Regions from separate parts of the Mus musculus genome. Here region 1 is linked to region 2. The links are chromatin contacts, found by Hi-C or POLR2A ChIA-PET in ENCODE. All regions are on one chromosome and are shown on one strand. Each heading gives the region's core, a stretch centred on a gene start or an enhancer-like site at or near the end of the contact. The rest is flanking DNA. Distances are from core to core; before and after follow the strand shown.

Region 1 (3,209 bases), core at 139-2,638, 390 kb before region 2:
TCAAATTAAACTTTAATCCTAAAAGAGAAATCATAAATTTGACCTTAGTTAACAGGTAAGGATATGATTCTGTTTCAGAGACTCAGTTTTAAGATGAACTATTTTTTTTTTCATAAAGGATTTAAATCCGCTGAAGAAAAAGCAAGTTAAGTGTTCCGTCTTTCAATAACAAAACAATTCCTTATATATTCTAGGGACATGTTATTGAAGTTTCTCAAGTTTGGTGTTTAAACTAAAAGGTAGAAAACAGAAAAATAATGTCCTGGGCTCAAGCCTATATTACTGAGTCTGTCACAGTTTTCCTGGGTTACATTTTAATTTGCTCATGAAGAGGGACCATTCTATGGCTTCCCTTATTTATTTATTTCCTTCTCTAAAACTCGTTGATTCCACAAGTAACAGGGCATTCTTTTGGAAATATCGGTGCTTAACGTGGAACTTGATTTTAGGGTTTTTTTCCTTTTTTTTTTTTTTTAAACCTCAGGCTAACCCAGCCTAGCCTGATGATGCTAAACTAGCCTAGGCTGATGATGCTAACCTAGAATGAGGAAAGCTTGAACACAGGAGTGTCAATTCCATTTCTGTGGGTCTCGGCACCACTGTATACTATTAGCATTTTAGGTTGGACAACTATCTGGGGCAGGGGAGGTGTCCTGTGAACCTCCAGGTATGCGACAGCCGCTCTAACTCACCAAGTGTCAGCGGTACCTTCTCCCCGCGCTTCACAGAATGGCTGTGCTGATAGCCCTTTGAAGGGTGGCACCAGCTCCATCATTACCGGAACCGGCTTCCACTTGCAAGGTTTTTTAGTGACCTTGGGCACGTCCTTCCCGGTCTGGATCCGAGGCGACGCCCCCCTCCCCCCTCCGGCGGGTGACCTCGGCCTCCCCGGCAGGGGGATGGCTCAGGTGGGATCCGTGCCGCGCTTCGTCCCCTCCCTTACCTGGCAGTAGAGCCGATAGAGGGGCACCGCGGCGTAGGAGGCCCCCAGCATGCCCACGGCGGCCGCGGCCACGTAGGTGAGCACCGTCTTGTTCCGCCGCCGCCACTCGTCCTCCTGCGCGCGCTGGAAAGGGTTGCTGCTCCTCGGCCGCCGTGGCGGCTGCGTCGCGGGCCCCCGGACCCCGCACGGGCGCTTCCATGTCCCGAGGCGTCTCAGACCCCGCTCCGCGCCTCCGAGCCCATCCCACCCGGGCCTAAGCACCAGCTCTGCGTTCACCACAGTCCGCCCTGACCACCCGGGCTGCCTCCAGCCCCGGCCACACGAAGCCACCAACCTCCATCCCGGACACCAGAGCCCTCCCATAACCCCCCGGAAAGAATGCCCGCCTGGCGGGGCCGCTGGCGAGATCTCGCGAGACCTCGCGAGTCTCGCGGTACCCGGCTTGAGCCTCCGCTGCTGCCTTGACTACCAGATTCCACAGTTAGCAGTGGCGCTACGGAGGCCGGGTGGCCCGAAGAGGGTAAGTTCGCGTTTTCTTGCTAAGTGACTGTGCCTCGCACTTTTGTTTCCTTGGGATGCTTCTTTAGTTTACTTTGCAGAAAATGCATTTGGGCCTTCGGCGTGCAAGCTCCTCACTGGGGCTTGTATCCCCATCTCCCCAAACTTCGCCAGCCTTTGTCTCGACCTAGCGGCCCCCAGCGGCAGCTCTGCCGCGGGGCTCTCACTTGGGGTTCGCTCAGCCCCGTTGCTTTCCGCCGCTGACTGAGCGCAGGCAAACCAACGTCCCTCTTTCTGGAACACTTAGTATGAGAACCGCCTTTCTCTCCAACACCCCGACCTGTGCATCTTCTCAGCCCCATGGGCAGATGTCTCCCACTGCGCTCATCACCCCTCTGCTGTTTACCCAGCAAAACCATTAGGTCAGACAGCCGCCGAAAAAACCAAGTTTGTTCAGAATAGAGGGACCAGGACAGGAGGGCCTTTAAAGGAGGGACTGAAGGAATAAAGACGTGCATCTTGCAGGCACAGACCCCTGGGAAATACGCTAAAGCTTTCTTCAGTTCTCTAAATGTTCCACAAACAAGGACCAATAAATATTAAATAGCACTGAGAGCAGATTCGGAGGTTAAGCATCAATGAATTTACACAAGTCTTGTCCTTGCATAAGTTTAATTTTAATATGACTTCTCCGTAACCTGATGGCCCTATTTCGTGAATGGAAATCACAGTAATTCAAGGAGGGTAAGAATATAATATGATTTTTGCCATTGCTTGAAGCATAGTAAGAATTTTATAAAAGTTAGGTCATTTCTTTTTCAAAATAATGGTTTGGTTTTATTAATTCTTTGAGGGTATTTTACTCTGTATTTGGGTCATATTCATCCCCTACTCCAGGCTCCTCCCAAAACTACCCCCCCCCCCACATTATTATTATCCAGAGTCCAGGCTGAAGGCGAACTAACTCATTGATGTGTTAGTCTGTGAGTGTGATCGGTGTGATCAATTGCACCATTAAAGAAAACTGACTTTCCTTCTTCCAGAAGCTGTAAGAAGCCAATAGCTCTCTCGTGCCCACCTTTCCACCTCCATAAGCTAGAGCTTATTTCTGATGGCCTCTGTGGGTCTAACTATCCCCACATTGTGGATTGGAACCGAAAACTGGAAGAGCTATCAGTCAATCAGCACGTATTCCTTGACTCTCACTGAGCCATACACCTTTTTAGTTTGCTGGGGACATTCCAAACTAAGTCAGGCACAATCACTTTTGTTATTGACTGCAGCCTCTACTGAAGGACTCAGAAAATAAATGTAAAATAAAGGAATTTCAACTAACAGTGTCTGCTATGAAACTAGCTGATGATGGCATGAAGTCATTGAGAGTGACAATGAGGAGGGTAAAAGAAGGTCTAAAGAGGTAAAAGAAGGTCTTCCTGGGGGTGACATTTGAGCCTACTCCCAAACTGTGAAAGAGCTACCCACGAGACAAAAATCTCACATCGTACACAAGTCCAGAGACAGAAATAAGTTGGATAGGATTGAATATCAACAAAGACAAACAACAACAAAAAAAACCAGGGTCCGTGTGGAGCGTGCAGAGCGAGCAGAGTTAACAGTGAAAGGAAATGGGGTCACAGCAGGTACAGACACCTGATACTACAGAGCTATTTCAGCCATGGCTAAGGGACAAAATGGGAGTGATCGGATATGATTTGATTCACACTGCAGGAAGAACATGATGTAAGTCACACGGTGAGAATGAGCAGGG
Region 2 (3,295 bases), core at 11-2,510:
GGGGAAAGAAGGGAAAGGAAAACTAAATGGTGTGTTTACATTTTAAAATAAAAAGAAAGACCACTTCAAACTCAATAGCCTGCTCGGAAGATTTTAAGCATTTCTGCTTTTGAATTCTCTGGTACATCACACTAGGCTACCCTGTTGGTGGTGAAGGGCTGGGAATGGGTATGGCTGCCAGGCTCAGACAAAGGGATGGAGTTACCAGAAACCCCATGGGTGAACTTTCACCCACTTAGAAACATTAAAGCCCAGAGCTTTCTTTGGGAACAATAGGTCGGCAGCCTTCATCATTCCTTCCACGCAGGTAATCCACCCGGGAGAGAAGGGCCACACTATGTCCCTCAAGTCGGGCTACCCTACCACCTCTTTAGTGTAGAGCAGACAACCCGCCTTCCGGTGGCGCCTCCTCCGTTCTTTCTCCCTATTTCCTAAAACCAGGTTTCTCAAAGGCATGTCTCTCCACCTGAATGCTAACTTGCCCCTGCCAAAAAAAAATCCCCCAAATAGCACACCATTAGGTTCTTAGCCCGAGACACACAACCCCTCCGGACACCATCAGGAAAGCTGGACCTAGAGAAGCGTGCCTCAGTTTCCCTGTCTCTAGGGCCAACCACCGACAAAACACCTCAAAAAGCTCAGGCCAGACCTCCTACCCGCTGTAAGACAAACATCGCCACAGGGTGCTGCAGCAGCCTTAAGAGACCTCACGTTGGGGTTTGTATAAGGGTGGAGGCCCTGAGTGGAGTCGTGGGGAGGGGGCTCTGAGGCTGGAGTAGTCTGCTAGAAGCTAGCAGCAGCGGTGTCTGGATGGGGATCTCAAGGGCCAAGCTAGGTTTGCAAGCGGATGGAGGAGGCAAAGCAGATGCGGGGTCCCGGGGCACAGATCCCAAGCTGCCTGGAGGAAGGGGATCGCAGAACTGCGAGTCTTCCCGGGAGCCGGTCCTCGTCAGGGCTCGGGATCCCCCGGGACGGAGCACGTTCCCCGCAGAACTCTCACCGCTGGAATCGATTCCTGAACCGCATTGATCCACCGCTCCACCGCGGGGGCCGGGAGCTCCGTCTCTTTTGCACCGGCGGCAGGGCGCGCCGGCCTCATGGGCTTGAGCTGCTCCGAGGCCGCTGGCGTGCCAGGCGGGAGCCACGCAACTGGGCAGGGCCGGAGTGGGCCACACCGGGGGTCGGTCAGCACAGGGCCCGGGCCAGAGCAGGCGCCTGGGGGCGGGAGGGAGGCCGCTTAAACGGCCCCGGCGCCTCCCGCCTCCCGCCTCCCTGGCTCCTCCGCCCCCGGGTGCCTGGGCCCCGCCCCGGAGCCCGGCTCCGCCCCTGCCCGCTGCTCTCGCTGCGTGCGCCCGCAGCCACCTGCGCGTCACCGCGCCCAGTGGCCAATCAGTGTCCGGAGCGGCGCAGGGCTCCGCTGCCATTCATTTCCCTTGAAGCTCGGTAGGTGGGGCGGAACCTCAGAGCCGAGGGGTGTGGCTAGCCGAAAGGGGAGGAGCGCTGGGAGGGCGGTGCTCTGCATTAAAGCTTTGAGCGTGTGAGCTGCAACAGAGAGGAAGGAACAACGGTGTGTAGGAGATGGCCCACAATCTTAGAAGCAGCTGTGCCGGAAGTGGCAGCGAGCAAGAATCTATCTCTGCCTTCTAATCTTGGCCCCATATCGTTTATCCAGCCTTCATTCATTTCTGCGTCCTTCCTTTCATTTATTTCTTCACCTTTTACGCTGTGTAAAGACGGATTAGTAACACGGCTGTCCTATAAAGAAGAGATTGGAATTTCTCCAGGGGGATTCTTCTGGAGAGATCTTTTTACGTCCTCCATTTTATTTTCTATTTTTTAACCCAAGAAATTTCCAAGGAAAGAGTAGACTTGAATCGGCCCCTTTTGCTAAACCTCTGTAAAGCTAAAAGGACTTGCCAGAAGAGCAGATCCTAGGGAGAGAAGAGATAAGAGGTAGTGAATACACTCAGAAGAATACTGGAAAAAAGGAATTGACATGTGCAGGACCTGTCAGCATCACTCCTGAAATCCAGGTGTGCTCCCATCCAGGAAACCTGCCCACACACATCCCCCACTCCTCAAACTTCACCTTCTTGAGGGACTTAGGGCCAGCTTCGAAGCAGTATTTACTCTTTTTGAAACGAATGAAAGATGGGGGGATGCCGGGGAATGGTTTCACCCACCATTCTAGTGTCCTTCTCTTTAAGTGCCCCGGGGTGCTTTCCACAACAATTGCTTTGATCTTGGAAGGAATCCTTAGGTTCAAAATTATGTTACTCATTTCACAGGTATGGAGGCCAAGGCTTTGAAAGGTGGCACTGTTTACAATAGCCAAGTTATTATATTAGTGTAGGTGCCTACCAAAGGATGTAGAAAGAAAATGTGGTGTGTGTGTCTAGAGACAGCATGGAAAATTAGTCAGCCAGAAGGAAAAAAATGAAGACTCGGGAGTGATCTTTCCATTCCAAAGCTGCACACTTGGTTTAAAAGGACAATCGGCTCCAATAGAGGAGGACTGGATTGTTCTTCAGTGTGTGTGTGTGGGGGGGGGGGGGGTTACGAGTAACTACATTTCTGGGAACAGAGAAATGGATGGAACTAGATATCATCATATGAAATGAAATAAATAAACCAGGCTCAGAAATACAAATGTTAAATGTTTTCTCTCATATGTTAAATGTAGAGAAGTGGGGGTTGGGGAGTCATCAATGTAAAAGAGGATCAGGGAGTGAAAAAGAAACTTGCCCGATGCAAAACAGATTCCTACATAGCTTCCTCTAACACGAAGCACCAGATACCATCAGGTCAGTATGCCAACGGCCTCTCCCTAAGTTTTAAAACAGCACAATTCTTAAAACACACACCTGACTCCTTTTGCACTCACAGTAAAGCCTGACAACTAGCATAGCTTGAAAATCTACCAATTGACTACATGGCACTCCCCTTATAAACGATCAAGGGGCAGTAACAAAGGTACTAACTAAAAGATAACTGAAAATTAGCCACATGAAATGACAACCTAAGGGATAGGAACTGTAATCACAACAAATGTCCCACTTCCTTGGGGGCGGGGGGGACGACGCAGGGGAGGCTATTGTGTGAGAGGACCTAAGAAGTCTCTGTACTTTCCTTTTGGTCTTGCTCTGAACCTCAAGCTGTTAAGATGATTTGCTTTTTCTCTTTAAGAGAAAGAAATGAAATGTTGATGCCGTCTTCGACATGAACAGACTTTGAGAACTGTATATGAAACAAAAGAAATCAATTACATTCAGGTCACATATTATATAGCTGTAGA

What was found. Hi-C counts contacts between places; a loop is a spot of excess contacts on that map. ChIA-PET counts read pairs that join two places held with the same protein, here RNA polymerase II (POLR2A).
Region 1: a map of left cerebral cortex shows a loop between it and region 2 (2.4-fold over the local background). The contact joins the promoter of Stxbp4 here to the promoter of Mmd in region 2. A Hi-C loop is called at or near these places in 1 of 37 maps with a recorded cell type or tissue (left cerebral cortex). POLR2A ChIA-PET finds 5 or more read pairs at or near these places in 1 of 5 experiments (embryonic stem cell).

What each region holds. Positions count from the first base shown.
Region 1 is chr11:90,636,287-90,639,495 of GRCm38, reverse strand. It overlaps Stxbp4 (syntaxin binding protein 4), which reads left to right and starts at 1,388. Exons shown (of 18, transcript NM_011505.2): 1 at 1,388-1,463. It overlaps Cox11 (cytochrome c oxidase assembly protein 11, copper chaperone), which reads right to left and starts at 1,312. Exons shown (of 4, transcript NM_199008.2): 1 at 944-1,312. The coding sequence starts at 1,306.
Region 2 is chr11:90,247,441-90,250,735 of GRCm38, reverse strand. Mmd (monocyte to macrophage differentiation-associated) reads right to left here and starts at 1,260. Exons shown (of 7, transcript NM_026178.2): 1 at 1,001-1,260. The coding sequence starts at 1,026.